2 separate regions of the Mus musculus genome follow, and region 1 is linked to region 2. The links are chromatin loops, found by intact Hi-C in ENCODE. Cell type or tissue: left cerebral cortex. All regions are shown on one strand. Links, peaks and the distances in the headings refer to the core of each region. The heading gives the core; the rest is flanking DNA.

Region 1 (8,000 bases), core at 1-8,000, 260 kb after region 2:
GCCCTGGAGGCAGCAAGCTCCTAATGAATGTCTGGCAGGCAGTACTGTCTGGTGAGGGCCCACTTCCCTCAGCAGACCATCTGCAGATGGCCACCTTTTACTGAATTCTCCACATGCTCTCTGTTCTGAGCATGTGCGTGGAGAGGAAGGAAGCTATAGAAAGGATCTGCCTCTGATGCAGTGACGTTGGGTCTTAAATTATCAGCATATCAGCTCAGGATAACACAAATCACTCCGTGGTAAACGTTTAGAAATTAAAAAGAATAGTGTTAATTCACTAGCTGTTGACCAATACGAACATGGGGTGACACAGTAAGGCCAAGTATCTCACTGGTGAGTGAGAACATGGGGCCCTCCGTGTAAAAGGCCTGGGGAATTTCTGTAGATTAAACAGCATTTGAGAGGTCTTTTCAGTGTAATAGCACTCAGAGTTATTAGGTAATAACCACATACACAAAAACGTGGAATACATTCTGCATGTCTGCCCAGTGCTATAATTGCTCATTCTTTATACCTGGGGGTGGGGGGAGAGGACCTGGGGGGGGGAGGACAGTGCAAGAGCCTGGGTAGCTCTTGCAGCTCACTCTACTGACTAGCTAGGTACCTCTGGGTTCATTACTGTACCCCACCAAAGTAGGCTCTGGAATGACACTTTCATGCGTTTGGGGGTGTGTATGTGTATCACAGTAGCTCAGATAGGATGGACATGATAGGAGTTGTCTTATACAGACAATCTGAAAGTAAGCCAGTCTTAACAGGACACCCATCTCAAAGCCAAAGGTGGCACTCATTGTCTCCCTCCAGTGGCCATGAAGGAGTGTGACAGACTTGCTTCCCAGTCACTGTTAGGAGAAGCATCCCAAAGTAACTCACTCTGCTCACAGCCCTACTGCTGGAGGCTAGCTATACAGGGGCTATTTTAAAAGAGGTTGGGTGAGAGCCACTGCCTCCAGCAAAGAGTCCCTGCTGCAAATGGTTATTAGAGCCATTTCAGCTCATCTGTGCTGAACTGTAAAGTAATAATGAGTTGTTTAGAATCAGCCATTTTACAGCCTATACTACGTTACCACTAAGTATGGGTCATGGTCTAATGGTGCGATGTTCACTTGGGAGCCTCAGAAATGCAGAGTTCCCTTCCACCCCCAGTCAGACGTACTGAGTCACAATCTGTGTTTTAGCAATTTGATGAGCTTGCCAGGTCCTTTGCAAATCTTTTAAGGCAGGCACCTGCTAGCTGTATTACATTGATTACTGACAAGTTGTACATGGATTAAATGAGATAATGTGTTCAAGTTACCTTAAGTCTGTCCCGAGCTTAGTAGCGTTATTTACACAGTCAGGTGTGAAGCAGGAAGAGGCTGCTCCCGAGCTTCCAAAACAGTAAAAATTGAGACTTACTGAACTTCTCAGATTTTTGACCTATTAAAAATAATATTTTATTTATTCTTTGAAAATATCATATATTAATATAGTGTATTTTGATCATATCTGTCACTGTTATGTTTTATAAAAAGATAAGGAGAGAAGAAATATGTTTTGTGGATGTGTAGTCAGGTTTGGGGGAAGGGGGTGCCTCTGCAGGCCCAAACTGAGGTATCCCTTCCCCCTGAGGGACCAGCCACAAGAGGGTATAGCATAGAATAGAGTTTATTCAAGGCACAGGGTGGGTAGTACAGACAGAGAAAGGCGGAGAGAGGGAGTAGAGGCTGGCCATGAGCACATGGAGAGGGGGCGGGGAGAGGAATGGGAGAGAGGACAGAGGGAGAGCAAGAAGGCAAGAGAGGAGGGGCAAGCAGCCCCTCTTATAGTGAGTCAGGCACACCTGGCTGTTGCCAGGTAACTGTGACGTAGAGCCTAGACAAAATGCTAACAGTCACTACCTCCCCCCAAACTCCCCCTAGTTGTTTCCCACAGTCTTATTCCTTACTTTATGTGTTTTTAAATTTTTATTACATGAGTATTCTATGTCATTCATTTTCTCTCCATTTCCTTCCTCTAACTCTTCCCATTCCCTCTGTCATCCTCATGGCTGCTCATTCCTTAATTATCATTGCAACAGACATATATATGCTTATTTGTTGGTTGATGAAGACAATTTGATGAGGCCCCTTAGTGTAATTCTTATCTGTAGGTGTTTAGAGATGATCCCTTAAGAGCAGAACTTGTCCCTGGAAGGGACTGATTCTCCCTCTCTCCAAAACCATTAATGTCAGATCAGTGTGAGATAGACCTGTGTCCTCTGCAAAGGGCAGCCAGATGGCAGGACCACTGAAGCCATGGGTCTAGGAGCTGAACATCCACACAGGGAGGGGCTTCCGTTTTAGAATAAAACATATGTTGAGAAGCTGAGAGAGGAAGAGAAGCCCTGGGTGCTGGGTTTTCCTGTGTCGGGTGTCCTGCGTGCACACGAAAGGATGACCATAGTTAAAGAGATCTATGCTGTGTCATGAAGGGTAGATACACTGTGCCCTGGGGGCTTGAGGCTGATATTTCCAGAAAGCTCTTCCAGGCCTGCTCGAGGTCTCACACGCGCCTGTCATTTGCACTCGGGACCTGCTGACCTGTCTACTTGAGCAGAGGTGCTGAGGCTGAGGGAAGTGTGTGCAGGACATAAAGTTCCCCTGGGAATTTTCAGCAAATTGTATAAATAACTTTATCAGAGGTAAAAGCAATAAACAACATTGTACTGACCTTCAAAATAGATTTTATGCTATGCCCACATTTTTAAAACATGCTTATGTATGTACATTTAAAAATAAATCTATTATTTATATCTCTATCACATAGGGAAAAAACAAAAACATGCTATAACTTAAAAACGTTAATGCTGATGAGAATTTAAGTTGTTTTTATTTCCATTCTTTTCTCTGTGTTTTGGGCCTTCTTCAGTGAACATGTATTGTCTGTGTGGTATAAAAACGTAACAACTCACTAAGCTTTTGAAGCTTCCGTTCTATTTTTATATAGTCCGTCTCATTTGATCTTCATTTCTACCCTGTCTCAGTTCATCTTCCATTGTTGCAAAGAGATATAAAGGCTACATGTATAGAAAAGCATTTAATTGGAGGCTTGTTTACCATTTCAGAGGGTGAGTCCACGACAGTCGTGGAGGGAAGCATGGTGGCAGGCAGGCAGGCGTGGTGCTGGAGCAGTAACTAAGAGTTTACTACATGGTCTACAAGTTGGAGGCAGAGAGTATAGGAGGGAGGGACCAGAATATGTAAATCTCCAGGTTTAAGAGAGATGTACAGACTAGACTGGGCCTAGAGTGAGCTTTTGAAACCTCAAATCTCCAGTGACATACCTTCTCCAGCCAAGCCCTGCCTACCTCCTTATGGGACTCAGCCAAGCCCCACCTACCTCCGTATGGGACTCAGCATTCAAATATATGCACAGGACACAGTGACCATTGTAGACTACACAGTCTATTTGTTTGCAGTTTAGGCAATACTGAGCTATGTGACTAGGAAGGTTTTCCAGACTGAGGGCCTGCAGTTACTTACTAAAAAAAAAAAGTAAGACAATATCAGTGGCTGTTGTACTGACTAAGTGCGTTAACATATGTAAATACCACGACAGTGTGTTAGACGTAGGAAGGCCTAACAGGTATTGGCTGCCAGAAACTCATCATCTTCATCCCTGCGTTCCAGAAGTGGTGATCAGGGAGATGAGTCATCAGAAGAGTCTAGGTATACCAAGTGTATAGGGATGGGACATGTACTACCAAATTGATGGCTAACAATGGATGAGAAATGTATTTGAGGACATTGATTCTGATGTCATTGGATGATCCGGCTCTCTGTCTCAATTCAAATCAATCCGTCTCTAGTTATTATGGGTTTGGGGATTTGTGTGAATACCTAGATTTTTTTAACACTATTTTTTTTATATATAAGACAAATAGTTGACATTGTGAGGAAGGATTTGTCCTAGAAACTTGGACCACAGGTTGAAAGATGGGAGGTATACCACAGGGATTCCTCAGGAGCATCCTGCTGAAGTGAAACCTGCCAGTTGAGCCCTGGTCAAGGCATGAAGAGAGTGGCTTTGTAAATACTGAGGCCCAGGGGGTTCCAGGGTAGGTTGTACCAGTTGTTAGCAATGTCTTTCCATAAGTGAGATGGGTGATTTGGTTTGGAGGCACAGCTGTTGAGGTTGGTACATTGCAGGAATACAGCTGAGTGTGACAAGCGGAATATATAAATCTCCAGGTTTAAGAGAGATGTACAGTGTGATGCCTGCTGTTTTAACAATGTTCTAAAGCATGTAAAGTCTATTTCTTTGTTATTTTTTTCCAGACCCCTTGGTTGTGGAATACAAGACACTGCTGGTATAACTACCCTTACCAGGTAAGGAAGCCTGACTTCTGGGCTTTACAGACGAGGGGATATTCCTTTGGTCAGCTGCCTGTTGTCAGGAAGGTCAGGTAGTCACTTATATGTCGATATTGCACCTGGTTGTTATGCCTATCATAACCTAGTGAAGACAGGACTTTGTGCATTCATACTGAGGCGCATAACCAAAGTCTAGTTGCTTTAGCAGATGGAACAAACCTGGAAGGTTCTTTTGTTGAACAAGATGCGGCTGGTTCCTGTTTCTCAGTACAGAGGGAAGTCTGAAGGCTGCTGGCAGTGCAGGCTTACCCCCACAGCAGATGTGAACATTCAAGTGCGTGCGGTGCTGGAGCTGGCCCGCTGAGTTCTGTTGACTTTGTAGCTTAGAAGTGGCCTCTAAAGACGTAAATCACCACGGACTACTTCTCCAAATGCAGAAAAAATACACTAATGCCATCATCACACATGGCTGAATTGTTTCAGTGAGGAAAACAGTAGACACCATCTTTGAAATTAAGTCATAGCCCTGAAAAGGGAGTGTTTTCCGTCTCTGCCCTTGCTATTCTTTCGCATCTTCTTATGAGTTCATTACTATTAGCACAAGTCTTTGCTATCCCTAAATCGATTGGTAATGGAATATCAATGGTGGGACCAGGAATTTTCTAGGTACTCGGGACATGTCCTGTAAGGGAAGCAAATGGAACCAGGCATTGTACTGAACACCTTCAGGTACATGTGGACTTCTGTGCACATAAGGCCTTTCTATACCTTCCCTGTTCTCCACATAGCTGCAATGGGTGGAGGCTGACACTAGGTACTCCTTCTAGGCTAAGGGTGACTTGAAATAGAACTCTACTTTGCATTTGAATCCCTTAATTTATTTAGATTGGGAATGAATTTACATAATCAGCATGACACAGTTAGAAAAAGCTGAGAATTCCTAAGACTGTGGCATGGAGGACAGAAACCAGCCGGTTACCTTACCGGTTGTCTTTAGCCCAACTGGACTTTACTATCCACACCTATCTACATTTCTACTTGAAAAGGCTTCTAGGAACTTTAACTGGAAAGTTGGCATGCCATCCACTGCAGTGCCCCACATTTCAAAGGTAAATTTTGTAACATGAAAGACATTGTGATCAGTGTCATATAAAACGTACCACTTAACCTTGTTTCTAACTGTAAATGTAGCCGAAATAACTCTTGCATTCTGCCTGTAGCTGAGAAGTTGCTTGGTTTCAGATGAATGCTAGGACAGTAGCCCAGAATGTCGCTGTGGGCTGTTTTACAGAAAGCACAAGAGTCTGAGGGGCTAGGAGATAAGGTTATATTTAAAAGTGGAAACACCACTAGGATGGAAAGGAAGATGCCCCATCTGTGTGGATTCGGTTAAGAATGGCCTTGTGTTCGTAAGGTATCATAGTCCAGTACTGAGTAATTCTGCCCAGTGCTCCCCAAAGTGAAGAGAAACTCATGATCTCTGGCAACAGTAGTTAGCCGTGCCAAGAGCCATATGCTAATAAAATTAATGACTTTCTTTGTGTAGGGGGCATAGGAAATGAAATAGCATGTATGCAAGTATAATACTTTGTATAAGTCATATGTATATAAATACATACAGCAGATTATAGTCCAGAGTCTGTCTCAAACCTTCAGTGCACTTTTAAATATTGAACAAGCTCATGAAATTATTCATTATTCATTATGTCTTTAACACATATATTATATAAGTAACCGGATAGATTTCTAGGTGAAAAAATAGTAGTGCACTTCAATTTTAAACATTCCCTCTTTTATATGAGAGTGTCCATTCGTTACACATGTAAGAGTTCCATATGGGTGTGTATTTTAAGGATAAAAGTAAGACAGGCTTATATGCAGTTGACTCTTGCACAGCTCGTTACAAGGGGCATGCGTACACGAGGCAGGAGAAGTCTAATGCAGGGATCAGGGCCTCAATAGCTCTGAGACCTGGATGTAAACTTTTAACCTGAGTTAATTGATAGCAATTTTCTGTCAGCTGTATAATCTAGATGAAAAACGAGAGTAGTAATTTTACAGATTTCATATGCTCAGAGTGAGTCATGGGAGTGTTTCGCCAACTGCAGAGCGGCTGGCGAGTGCTGATTACTGCCATGCTCCCGCAGGAACTCTGCCCTTCCCATCGTGATCTGACTTGTCCTGTGACCCCCTCCGAGGCACATTCCCAGATGAGGATGCCAGAAGTCAGAAAATCTCATCAATACCAAATCTGACCTCAGCTCCAGCCAGGGCCATTTTCCCAGACTGCATTGCTGATAGCATTTGCCTAAATACCTTGCTAATGTCTTTCAGTCTTAAAGAGACATGTCAGTGGGAAGTAGATCTCTTTCAAGGTACCACTGGGCACTGATGCTTCCTTCACTGGGCCACAGGATTCCGCAGGAAGACCTTGTGAGGTCCTTCATGAGAGTTCCCCCTCTCATGGCCTCCCTCCTGCCCAGCTGTCCTCCAATCTGCACATTCCATCACAGGGACTATGCAGTTTACCACATGGCTTTGTAGAGACACCAGCTTTCAGTCTATAGCAATTTTCCTTGTCACTTAGAGTTTAAAACTGCTGATCTAACGTCTAAGCCTAAAGTACCTCGTCAGAAATATGAGAGAGACATAGTTTCCTTGATGCCTGTCCTGAGTGAGTAAGGGCCATCTTGTGATAGCTATCCATTGCATTGTGATTGGCAGATGGTGCGTATAACATTAATTTCCTTTACAGTATGGAGTCTTGCCTTCTGAACAGTAGTCTAAATGTATTTGAAGAGCTTTAGAGTTTTGTTTTAGTTCTTTGAGTAAACCAAGACACTTCATTATAGCTCAATAAATATAACCAAGAGTAGCTCATCAAAGTGTTGTTGAGAAAACATTAAATTAAATACACTTCACTGACTTTACTATCTCCCTGAGCCTCTGAGGCAGTCAGAACAGGCATTATCTTCCATCCCTGGCCCCTGCCATTTTTTAAGTAACTTTACTACCAAGCTATGGAGCTGGGCCTTTATCTCAGACATCCTGGCTATCTGCTTAGTCAAGTATGTTGGCAGCCTTCCTGTCCCTCTGATCTTTAAATAAATATCTCAGAATCATCTGTTTTGAATATAGCATCCTATTGCCCATTTTCTAAACATACAACTCTCTTGAACTTGTGCTTCATTGACCATTCCGGAAAGCATCCATGCCACCCACTAGTTCTGTGCTTTGAACTGTCACAACAGCTGTCCTGTGTGTGCTCCAGGACATGTCTCCAGTTGCCTGAGGGATCTTGTAGCTGCTGTATGTGAAGGAACCGTAGAAGCTGTTGTTCCGTTCAATAATGAATTGAATCCCAAACTGCCGTGGTGGCTAATGCTTTCTGGGTTTAAGATGAAATGGAATTACTGCTCTCGAGCTGTGGTCTGTAGGCAGCCTCCAGAGTACTGTTGTGTATCAGAAAACAATGGGACTGCATGGGGTTGCATGTGTTCAGCATAAGCCTGGCTTACCAGTCAGTGTGAGCCTCTGGCTTTTGGGATACAGATTGGGTTTCCCGTTGAGTAAACCTTCCCATTTTTTCTTTTCCTCAGCCACTCACAGCTGACCTTCACTACTATTACATCCTGGAGCTGTCATTTTATTGGTCTTTAATGGTTT
Region 2 (12,205 bases), core at 2,030-10,029:
TTTCAAGGTCACATGTCATACTTTCTCTCTTATAGGTAGGATCCAAAATGTTCCTGCAATGCCATGTAATAAAGGCTTGAGGGATATCAGGAGGTGATATAAGCTTTAAGTAGAGCAGAGTCAAAAGAAGTGGGTCACTAGGAGAGTATCTTTGAAAAGTATATTCATTTGGCCCTGGCTGCCTCCCTTCCTCCACGCCTCATCCTCCAAGTGGCCATCTTGATTTGCTCAGCCCAGCATTTCATCAATCATTCATATACACAGACAGGAAATGTGGCAGGTGTCACAGACCCATCTTGTGTTGGACCTGTGATAACTGTATCCAGGAATGCCATGCCATGGAATTTTGAATTATCCTCCTGCCCATTTTAGGTCTTAGTCCCATGAATAACCTAAATAGTCAGTCTCCTTTTAAAATCTCTAGTAATTCCTGAGCGTTGCTTGTTTTGGTAAAGCTTGGATTCCTGTTGACCTCTGTCAGCCAACCCATCTCCATTTTCTTTGGTTGCACTACCAGCTTCCCTAATACTCAATGGCTTGACACTATCATAGTTTCTTCACTCACAGGTCTGATATCTCAGAGCCCCACCTCTCTATCTCCTTCCCTTGCTCCCTGTTGCCTTGTTCCCTCTCTTAAGCTCTTCCTTTAGTGTGGCTTGGGTTTCTCAAGCATGCACATCTTTGGTCAGGTGCATTCCAGGCTTCTTAGGAGGAAATAGTCTAAGAGGCAGATGCTCCTAGCCTTGTAAGTCATGGATTCTGAAGCTAGTACATCTTCCCTTCAGGAAGATTCTAATTAAGTGGTCATAAATCTGCCCAAATTCAACAATAATAGATCTAGTCTCAACTTCTTAATCAGAACAGTGTCAAACAGTTTGAGGCTATCTTTAATCTGTACCTTCCCTTTCCCTCTATGTCTCCAGGGATTTAAGCACTGATAAGAATCTTGAGGATTGACATTCCAGTACCAGTACCATAGAGCTCTTAATCTTCTCTATGTTTTGTTTTGTTTTGTTCTCTGGCTACACCCTTTGGGGCACAGTGTTGAGCTGCCCAGATATGCGTGTTAAGAGTAAACATTGCATTTTTTTGTCCTTCTGATATAGACTCATTTGCATTATAAATTCTGCTTTGGAGGAGTATATAGTTTTCATAACAACAGAGTGCACAGTGATTGTTCTGCACCATATCCATCTTCTCCGTTATCATCCATTTATTTTCATCCCTTCATTATTCCACAAATATATGTTGAGTATAGGTGTTGAAGGGGCATTGGTGAGAGAAAAAAAAGATATGTATGTCCTCACAAGGCACATGTTCTATTGCTGGTCTAATTAAGTAATCACACAGAACAATATAATCTTAAAACTGTGATTGGTGGCCTTACAGTAAAGAATTGGTATATTTATATATCATTATATGAAATGCACATTTGACCTAGTCATTGAGAGAATGGCACCTGAACAGATACAGAAGAAAGCACTTTGGCTAGGGTAAGGAAAGAGGATGGCAGTGTGGTCCAGGTATGGAAACTGCTTTCCCAAGAGCCCCAAAGAAGGTAGGACTGCTATGACTACCTAGAAGAAAGCTGCTGTGTATCCACCACTGGTCTGATGCTGTCAGTTCTGTTGTTTATACCAACTCCAGTTTTGCAAATGAAGGGAATAAAGCCTAGAAAATAAAGCCTGCTAAGAGAGCCAGGTAAGAGCAAAGCCAGACCTTGAACAGGATCCTTCTCATCCCTCAGGTTCTGTTCCACTCTAGAGAGTGTGAGACAAGTCCATTCTGCTGTTTGTTTGCTTTCAATTTCTATAAGGAGGATAAAAAATGAAGCACAGGCAGTTTAGGAAGAATATAGCCCGACAAGAAGCTGAACCACTGTAACAGAAAGCCCAGAAGAGGCACAGAAAGTCATGAGCTAAGAACTGAAGGCAAGGGAGCCGATCTCCCGAGGAAGAGTTCGCCAAAACTAAAGCAGCAAAATGTGGTGGTGAATTCCAGTATTGGGGTTCTGGGTTTGAAACAGGTGTGGGTTTATCAGTTACTCCGTCTCCTCATGGTTGAATATGACCCGGCACCAGGGTGGTCTGCATGGCTGCACTTGCTCTCTCGTAGTCTTCAGGGCTAGAATCAATGCTCTTCTCAGCAAAGGCAGCAGCTCACTTTTATCAGCTCTGGATGGGGCTGTTGAACAGACTCGGAGCCTCCTTAAGTTCCCAATGACCCCTAAAGTAGCAGTTCCTGTGAGTATGTGGTGAAACACAGGGTTGGACAAAGAGGGACCAAGGACTAAGAGACTTTACTTCCCAGCAAAGAATAGTCTATACCCAAAACAACCCCTTTCAAGAAGTCACTAGAGGCTAAAGAAAGACTGAATTAATGAAGGGGAAACAATAGTATATGCATAATGACATGTAACAACATGGAGATATTAATATTTCAAGAAGAAAAAATCCAGTGACATAATGTATTTGGAAATCAATTTTTAAGTCTGCCTTATACGGAAGCTTCCAGCAGAAAGGACATGAAACTCAAGTCTCGTGCCCATGAGCAGACACAGCAAGACAAGCTGGATTCCAGGCAATAAGGCAGAAAGATCAAAGTGGATGCTCAGCCTCTGTGTAAAGAAGATCGAGCAAGTGAACAAGAAGTTTATCACTGCCGAAGATTCAGGCTAAGGACTCTAGCTCAGTGCACCAGAACCTTAGTATGTGGCAGAGTGTCAAAGAGAATTCTTCAGGGTCACCCTGGAGAATGTCATCAAAAAGAGGAGCAACATGACTGTGGCTTCCGGGAGTGCCATCATTCTGACTTGACCAGTCAGGTTTGCAAAGAGGCTGACTCCCCCTGTGTGTAGCCAGGGAGGTAGAAAATTCAAAGGACTGAGAAGAGAATTAAGCTCGGCAAACAGCGCTGTGTAAAATGTATGTCTCTAGGCGCTCTTCTAATCCACATAAATTTGCTTATCTACGGACTGGGAGGGCCTTGAACATGAATTCTTTGAATGTTTGTATGTGCCTTCGAGGACAGGGGATGACCGCAGATGTTACTCAGATGTTTGCCACTGTGTTAGGACCTCACTACTCTCTTTAAGTCTGCCTGGCAGAACCAGTGGTCCTACTATCTCCATATAGCAAATGCTGAGATACAAGAGTGTGCACGTGAGCTGAAGAATCAAACTCCGGTCCGCCAGCTTCTTCAGGGAACACTTTGCCGATTAAGCCATCTTCTCCAGGCCTATGACTTCTAAAAGTGTTTCTCAGGAGCTGTCAGAGGGCCGGGGCAGTGAATCAAGTTAAGAATTGAAAGAGATATGCTCACAACTAACTGCAAGTCTATATGAAGCAGCCCAAGTTAGATCCATCTGAGCCAGCCTATAGTACCAATAGAGATGAAAACAAATTGTTTTGGCTCGCTGTTTGGAATCATTCTGCAGGAACAGAGAATTGAAACATCACCCCAAGTTTCAAAATTCTTGTTCCTGATTGACTAGTAGCTCTTATGGCCCATGTGTCCTCCATCTTGTGCCATCACCGTATCCGTGGGAAAATCATGAAGGATGATGAGTCTGGGAGGCAGAGGGGGTCTGGTCTGACCATATCTGGAAGTAAATCTAACACTTCCACCTGTATTTCATCAGGCAGATCTCTCTTGGACGATTGGGCCTGACCCAGGGATATCTGGGAAATGTAGTCCAGCTGTGGGTTAACTGTGTAAAGGTTGATCTCTAGATCACAAACTGACGTCCTCCCAGGAAACTTCTGAGTGTGAGGTAGGCGCAACAGTATGACACAAATATATGAACTTGTCACTCTGTTCCATTCTAATGCCCCTTTATACTTTATTCCCTGGCCTTTGTAATTATTCACCACCGGAAGTGACACCGAAGTGTCTGGGGCTGGGAGGAAACAGTCTTGTAACTTGAGACTAAGGGTGCCTCTGATCAGGAAATGGGGGCTCTGGAGACACTTTCTGTCGATCTCCCAGTCCCTGATTCATACTTCCTACATCGAGTCTACTTCTGTTAGGCATTTGTGGATGTTGTTGTCCTCCTGGCCATGCTGAAGTTGATGCTTTGGTTTATCTCCGAAGCCCTGCTCTTATCTGTCTTGGCAGCGTTTTTGCTTCCACTCCTGGCAGTTCGATGTCTATTTTAGTACTTCTTCCTCGCATGGCCCGTTGCACACGTACAGATGAGATGTCCAAATGAGCGCTAGCCACTTGCAGGAATCTGAATAAATTGCATCCTTCCTTTTCTCCTTTCTCAGTGAGACGCAGCAGGCTGAGGGTTACAGGAAGGAGCTGCTGAGGAGAGTGGGAAAATGATTCATTGTTTAAAAACAGCCCTCATGTGCACAAGGCAGCTCTGAGACAACAGCTCCCTATCTCCTGCAATTTTCCTCCTATTCTACCCCCATCCTTTATTCTCGTAGACTGTTTAGTATTAAATTTTAACCCAGAGTTCTACAGAATGCCCGGAAATTATTGTGCTGCTTCAGGGTAGGAACAGCCCCCATTTTCAGGTTCCCTTCAGTCCTTACCCTAGTTAATGGCAAATGTCTGACCATTAGCATCCGGAGAAAGACACGCCAGTTTGTCATTATTTTCTCCAGTGGCAAATAGTGATAAATGCTGAAAGGCCCTTTCCATGATGTGGTATTGTTCCTATGCTGGAACCACAGTTGATTAGGGGATAGAGGGATGCCATTTTCAAAGATACAAGTCCATCTTATGAGGTGCACTGGCCCTGGTCTCAAAATTATGGTCAAAGTTTGTGGAAGAAAGAGTATTTCCAGTCTTTCCATTTTTCTTGCTTCCAGTCCTGGCTACCTTAAGTCACTCTAGACTGGAATCTCAGATATTTGTTAACTGCTCAGAGTGTTCCTTGATGGTCTTTCCTCAGTGTAAAGAGCAGTGAGTTGATGGTAGACTCCAGCAACTCCAGTAACTGAAGTCCACATGGGCACTGCCTACTCTAGCTGCCCACAGAGGGATCTGCACAGAGCAAAGTCAGGCAGCCTCACATTGAGGTGAGGACCTGTCTCATCCCCAGCCTCCCATACAGATGCTCACACGTGAGATACCGTGGGCCACACGGAGAATGTTCTGGGAGCTTCAGTTTCAGATGCTCAGTGTTCTGTGTTTCCCCAGACCTAAACTAAGGAAGAGTTTCTCAAGGAGACACCTGCTCTCACCGCCATCTTTGTGTTCCTCCTCTCTGGAGATGCAGACAGGGAGGAAGCAGGGCCGGGGAATGTGGACGAACAAGGAAGGTGCTGGAGAAGTGAAGCGCACTTGATGCCTTTAAACCCAGGCTCCTTGAGATGAACTCCATTATCACTTGGTAAGGTCTAAAATGTGTCCTCCTCATGGTTTACGCTGGAGTTGCTTTCTTGGCTTTGTTTCCAAAATACATTTAGTTATTTTCACTTATTGTTCCTTATTTGAACCTAATTGTGGTAGCCTACAATAAAAATTCTGCACCCCATTCAGTGTACTATATTAACTAGGACTTTTTCCCTTTTAAACTAGACCTGGTTCATTTTTCCATGTCCTTGTTCATGTGCCTTGAACAAGTTATATATACACTTTAACATGGAAATCCATTTTATAAACTAAATCAGAGGACAAGAAATTTGACTCTTGTCTATCTATGCAAACCCTATTTTCCCCTCTTCTTCTCCTGTTTGTCTTCTCCTTTCTCCCCACACACATGGCAAGATGGCCTTCCTGCCTGAGTCCTGTGTTTATGTGACTTCCATTCAAATATCCATCAGGAGCTGAAGAGGTCACGTTTGTTATCGAAATTACCTAACTAATATGCCTTATGGTCCAATCAATATGGCTGATTTGATAAGCAAAGCATTTCAGGGAAAGCTCATGGGGCTGAGGTTGTGAGAAAGGATCACCCAATCTCTCTGAGATTTTTGATATGTTGCCCCATGTCACCAAAGACACAGTATTTACCATTATTGCTGCCAACCCTTTGGGCTCTCTAACTTTCTTTCTTTCTTTTTTTTTATGTTTTGTTTTCCTATTTTTGTAAGGCTTTGGGAATAGACATGATCAAAAATATATAAAATTAACATTAAAAACTTATACAAGAAAAATCCAAAAACATGGGGAAAATCAAAAAGTTTTGTCTACCCTAAAACTTAACAGTATCTACAGCCATGCCTGAGACCCAGGTTAGGCAAACGCTGGATACTGGTCTGTAATATTTCGTGATCCCAGCAGAGGGCAGGCCTCCCAAGCAAATGCCGATTCCACAGCACCTCCTCTAGAGAAAGAAGGGAGGCCAGCCTGAGCTGGCTGGTTCTGGCAAGACTACATGCCATAAAAAGTAAAAAACCTGTTTTCAAGACTTAGATGAATTATTGGCTGTGTACCTACAGTGGCTATTTGTGCAGGAGCACCCCAATATTTGTCTTTCCTTCTGAACTTCTGGCCTCTTCTTAAGGATATTATTTATTTATTTATTTATTTATCTAGTCAACAGCACACTTGAGAGTGTGACATTACTAACTGGCACCCAAGTTTTTGTGTGTCCTGAAAAGGACAGTGTTGGTACTCAGAGAACTGAAAGCACAGGTGAGCAGGCCTGATACTTTGGGTGGGGACTTGATCTGCTGTGTGGCTCTCTAACACTAAGACCCTGTTGTCCTCACCCGTGAAAGCAGGGATGACAAGAGAACCTTCCTTGGGTCTCCTGAGAATGAAGTGCCATCTCTACGGAACTGCCCACCTTCTAGCAAGTAAAACACTTGCAGTGTGATTATCATAATAAATGTCTTATCCCAGTGATATCACACCCATCCCTTATCACAGGGATATGAGCCTACATTGCTTATTATTACCCTTTTCATAATGGCCCTACCCTCTTTCCCACATGACAGGCAGTCTCTGGAGCATTACTGTAAGGTTTGAACTGTAGGGAGAGGGCACGTTTTCCATGGGACACTGATACATTTGAGCAAGTACAGAGAAAAATGGCCAACGTGGGGACTGGTGTGCTGACTGGGGGCTTGATTTTTTTAAGGGCACTTATGCTCCAGAGCCTACAAACGACACAAAAAGTCCTCATTTAAGCCTCCCTGAGCCCCTGGCACCATTTCCTCTGATGTGTCCTTCCCCCCAGAGCAGAGTGCTTCAGGGACTGGCTTTCTACACAAGGTAGCAGTTGTGATACTTAGTGTGCTGACCCTAACCCTCACTCTGCCTTGGCCTGAGCACAGTACCACAAGCCTCTGATTACCAAGCCTGGAAACCCTCACCCTGAGTGACTACCACATCTACATATGCTCTTGATGTTCTGAGTTGTCCTTGCTAAGGCATTTTTGGCACCAGGGGATTTGCTGACTTTATTCCAACATCCAGCCCTACTGGAAAGGGCACCTATTTACTGACCACTGCAAGTTAGAAGGTTTTGGGGGAGAGGCCTGATTTATCATATCCTCGCAGGTAAATGTTAGTCTAAAAAATTAAATGATGAAACATGTAAAGTTTATGTTCACATTTCAAGGGAACATGGGAGACTCTGAGAGGCAGAAATATGCTCTGCGTCACAGATGCTGCTATGAACAGGAAACAGTTTCCACTGGAGAGGTAGGATGGAGACAAGCAGGCTGGGCATGAGGGAAATACACAGTCCTCCTATCAAGGAGATTCTCATTTCCAACCGAGGGCTGGAAGAATTCGGGCATATGTGACTGTCCTCAAAAGGTCTTCACTTCGGATGAAGTCGTGGGGTCATAAGGAAAAATAACCAAATGCTCACCACATAGAGTTGGAGCTAGCTAGGCGGTGGTGGCACACACCTTTAATCCCAGCACTTGAGAGGCAGAGGCAGGCGGATTTCTGAGTTGGAGGCCAGCCTGGTCTACAAAGTGAGTTCCAAGACAGCCAGGGCTACACAGAGAAACCCTGTCTCAAAAAAAAAAAAAAGAGTTGGAGCTACACGGAGAGTGAGCCTTGCCTCGTTAGCAGCTCATTCACTGAAGTGCTTGCTGCATAGGTGTGAGGACCTGAGTTCAAATCCCCAGGATGCACAGAAAAATCTGGACACAGAGGTTTGCTCCTGCAATCCTAGTGCTGGGAGGCCATGATAGGAGGGTCCTCGGAGCTCACCGCCAGCTAATTCGAGAGATCCAGGCTCAACGAGGGACTCTATCCCTAATCAAAAAATAAAGTGGAGTATGATACAGAAACATGTTACACACTGATCTCTGGCTTGTACATGTACCCTCACATACATGTACATACGTACACATGACTACACCATATGGGCAAGGGGGTTCCCCTGGTTAGAGAGTCCCTGATTCATCTTCTTTAGAGGGTGAGAATATACCCTCAAAAGCCCGAAGCTGTCGGCGCCCTCAGACTACAACACTTAGAAAAGAGGTACAGTCACAATATCATCCCCACCCACTTCTGCACACACTGGTCGTGAGGCTCACAAGAGCCTTCGAAGCTCTGCAACATGTCACAGTTCAGAGGGTTTTTCTTCCACATACGTTTTGTCACAAGAGCTCTCTGAAATCCAAGATCAATGTCCTCACTGCAATTCGTTCAAGGACACACAAAGTGGTCGAGACAGGATTTGACTTTGGCTTCAGGCCATATTCTGCAATGGCAATTCTTATGCATAACTTGACCTCACTCTCAGGTCTCTGGCACACTCCTGGCAATAGCAGTCTGTGACATTCCCTGGAGTGAGGCTATAGGTCTCTAATACAGTGACTCTGCTCTTGCTAAATATATATTAGAGGCCAATGGAGAGTCTCATGACTCTCTGATTAGATATGATGCCTTGGCATGAGATCAAAACCACAACTGGTTGCTCAGGAATCACTGGCTTTACTCACAAGAATATCATGAACATATCAGTTGCCAAAGAGACAAACTGGGGCTTGCACCCTTTGTTAGATTTTGCTTGTGGTATCTCATGTGTATCTACATAGAAGAGAAACAGTTGAAAGGAGAGGTTTGTCCTGGCTCATGGATCTATAGGTTCAGCCTGTGTTTGACCAGCTCCACTGCCGTGGATCTGTGGGGAGACAGGGATCATGTCAGTGTGAGGGCATGGCAGAACAAAACTGAAAAAGAAAGTTAGGGGAGGGAGGAAGGGGGTCTGAAAGAAGGGGAAGAGAAAAGAAAAAGAGAAAGAGAAGTGGAGAAGGAAAGTGAGAGATAAAGAGAAAAAGGCAGCCTGGAGAAGTGACTCAGAAAAAAATGCTTGACTTGCAAATATTAGGACATTAGTTCAACCACTACAAGCCATGTTTAAAAAAAAAAAAAAAGCCAGATATGGCAGCAGATGCTTATAATCCTGGGGCAGGGGAAGTGGGGACAGGAGCATGGTGGACACTCACTGGCAAGGCAGCCTAGCCTGACTGTTGAGTTCTAGGCCAGTAAGAAAACCTGCCTCCAAAAATGAAGTCGCTGACTCCTGAGGAATAGCACCCAAGGTTGTCTTGTGGCCTCCATATGTATATGGGCAGCACGAACATACACATACTCAGTTTTTGGAAAGAGAAAAGAGGAACATAGTCTCCTATTAGAAAGGAAAATGTAAATTCTCTAGTTCCAGATGGTCTCCCAGCACACATAAGAAATCTGAAAGAATCTTAAAAAGCAGTATAAAGAAGAAATTGCTGGAAAGTTGCAAGGTCCCTGACATTTAAAACTCAATTGTATTCCTATAGCCTGGCAATAAGTCATCAGAGATGGGCAAGAAAACCAAGAGGACCTTTAGGGTAATGTGGATACAAGGTTGACAAAAGAAATGTAAACCGTCTATGTTGAAAGTTATAAAGCATTCATTTCCAAAGGAGATTGATGAAAACCTAAGTCCAGATGAGCCATTACCATGAATGTGAAGAGTTTATTTTGATAAGTTAAAAAAAATAAAAATAAAAATGGACTGATCTATGACTTAAATGCTAGCATCAAAATGTCCATAGGTTGGTTGGTTTGTTTGTTTGTTTGTTTGTTTGTTTGTTTAAGGCATTGCTGAGATGAATCTTAAATGCAGATGAGGAGTTGTGAGAAGAGAGGTTCTGCAGAGTCAACAAACCTGATTTTCTAGTTGATAAAGCAGGAGAGTCAGAGAGCATAGTACCAGAGTCAAGACAAAGGCAACCCAGGCAGTGGGAAGGAATGAAGAGTCCCAAAATAGCCTACAGCTTAGATGGATCACTTGCTCTTGGCAAAAGAAAAGGGCCATTACTTGGAGACATCAGAACTCAACAACTAGTTCTGGAAAACTGACTAAGTGAACTTTGATCCACGCTGCATTCCATATGCAAAATCTCAGTGCAGACTGGATAATATGATGTATGTGTGAGAGTTTTTAAAAGACAATGTAGATATGGTTGTTCTTCCTATGGGGTTGCCATCCCCTTCACCTCCTTCAATCCTTCTCATAACTCTTCCATAGGGGTCCCTGACCTCAGTACAATAGTTGGCTCTAAGTATCTGCATCTGTCTCAGTCAGCTGCTGGTACTGCCTCTCAGGGGACAGCCATGCTAGGCTCCTGTCTGCAAGCACAACATGGCATCAATAATAGTGTCAGGGTTTGGTGTTCACCCATGCATGGGATGGATCCCAAGTTGGGCTGGTCACTGGATGACCTTCTCAGACCCCTCAGAACTCCCAGAAACTAAATCACCAAACAAAGAGCATACATGAGCTGGTCTGAGCCCCCGCCCCACCCTCCACCACCACATATGTAGCAGAAGATTGCCTTGTATGGCCTCAGTGGAAGAGGATGTACCTAATTCTGTAGAGACTTGATGCCCCAGGGAAGAAGGATGCTGAAAGAGTTAGATGGGGTGAGGGACGAGGGGTAGGGGATGGGGGGTGGGGGGGTAGAGGAGTGGGGAGAGCACCATCTCAGAGGCAAAAGGAAGGGGGAGGGTAAAGAACTCTGGGAGGGAGGACCAGGAGGGGGAGCAACATTTGGAAACTAAATAAAATAATTTATTAAAAAAGAAAACATAAGGTAAACTTGTGTGGTTTCAGGATGGGCTTCCAGAACATATTTGCAAACAATGTGTCTTATAGGTGACTCACATCAAAAATATTTGAATTAATTTTGTATCCAATCACTTTGCTGAAGTTGTTTATCAGCTGTAGGAGTTCTCTCCTGGATTTTTTTTGGGGGGGGTCACTTATGTATACTATCATATCATTCATAAGTAGTGATATCTTGACTTCCTCCTTTCTAATTTATATCCCTTTCATCTCTTTTTGTTGCCTAATTGCTCTGGTTAGGACTTCAAGTACTATATTGAATAGATGGGGGAGACTGGGCAGCCTTGCCTTGTCCCTGATTTTAGTGGGATAACTTCAAGTTTCTCTCCATTTAGTTTGATGTTGGCTACTGGTTTGCTCTTATTATATTTAAGTATGGACCTTGAATTCCTTTTTATTTTTTTTGAAAGATTTACTAATTTTATTTATGAGTACACTGTAGCTGTCTTCAGACACACCAGAAGAAGGCATCGGTTCCCATTACAGATGTTTGTGAGCCACCATGTGGGTCCTGGGAATTGAACTCAGAACCTCTGGAAGAGCAGTCAGTGCTCTTAGTCAGTGAGCCAACTCTCCAGCCAGACCTTGACCTCTCTGTCAATAGGACAAAATGGCAATCCACAGATTGGAAAAAGATCTTTACCAATCTTACATTTGATAGACGGCTAATATCCAATATATACAAAGAACTCAAGAAGAACTCCAGAGAATCAAATAACTCTGTTTTTAAAATGGGGTACAGGGCTAAACATAGAATTCTCAACTAAGGAATCTCAATTGGCTGAGAAGCACTTAAAGAAATGTTTAACATCTTTAGTCATTAGGAAAATGCAAATCAAAACAACCCTGAGATTCCACCTTATAGTAGTCAGAATGGCTAAGATCAAAAATTCAGATGATAGCAGATGCTAGAGAAGATATGGAGAAAGAGGAATATTCCTCCATTGCTGGTGGGATTGCAAGCTGATACGACCACCCTGGAAATCAGTATGGTGAGTTCTTAGAAAATTGGACATACTATTACCTGACAACCCAGCTATACCACTCCTGGGCATATACCCAAAAGATGCTCCAACATACAACAAGGACACATGTTCCACTATGCTCATAACAAACTTATTTATAACAGCCAGAAGCTGGAAACAATCAAGATGTCCTTCAACAGAGGAA

Evidence for each region. Peaks named below come from ENCODE experiments on the same cell type or tissue, not always from the same donor. Only the 100,000 strongest peaks of a DNase experiment are listed, where the experiment ranks them.
Region 1: it touches region 2 in a loop (3-fold over the local background); 18 of 42 quality-filtered maps call a loop at or near these places.

The regions. Positions count from the first base shown.
Region 1 is chr2:69,042,847-69,050,846 of GRCm38, forward strand. It overlaps Cers6 (ceramide synthase 6), which reads left to right. Exons shown (of 10, transcript NM_172856.4): 5 at 4,299-4,349; 6 at 7,934-8,000. Among named protein-coding and RNA genes, the nearest start is that of Gm52515, 79 kb to the left of the region's middle. In left cerebral cortex, for the core only: a CTCF peak has its summit at 809 (motif pointing left); DNase peaks (open chromatin) are centred at 82, 795, 4,602, 5,331 and 1 more place; H3K27ac peaks cover 202 bases.
Region 2 is chr2:68,778,658-68,790,862 of GRCm38, forward strand. No RefSeq gene overlaps it. Among named protein-coding and RNA genes, the nearest start is that of Gm36174, 38 kb to the right of the region's middle. In left cerebral cortex, for the core only: a CTCF peak has its summit at 6,228 (motif pointing right); DNase peaks (open chromatin) are centred at 3,723, 3,860, 4,244, 6,246 and 1 more place; H3K4me3 peaks cover 561 bases; H3K27ac peaks cover 176 bases.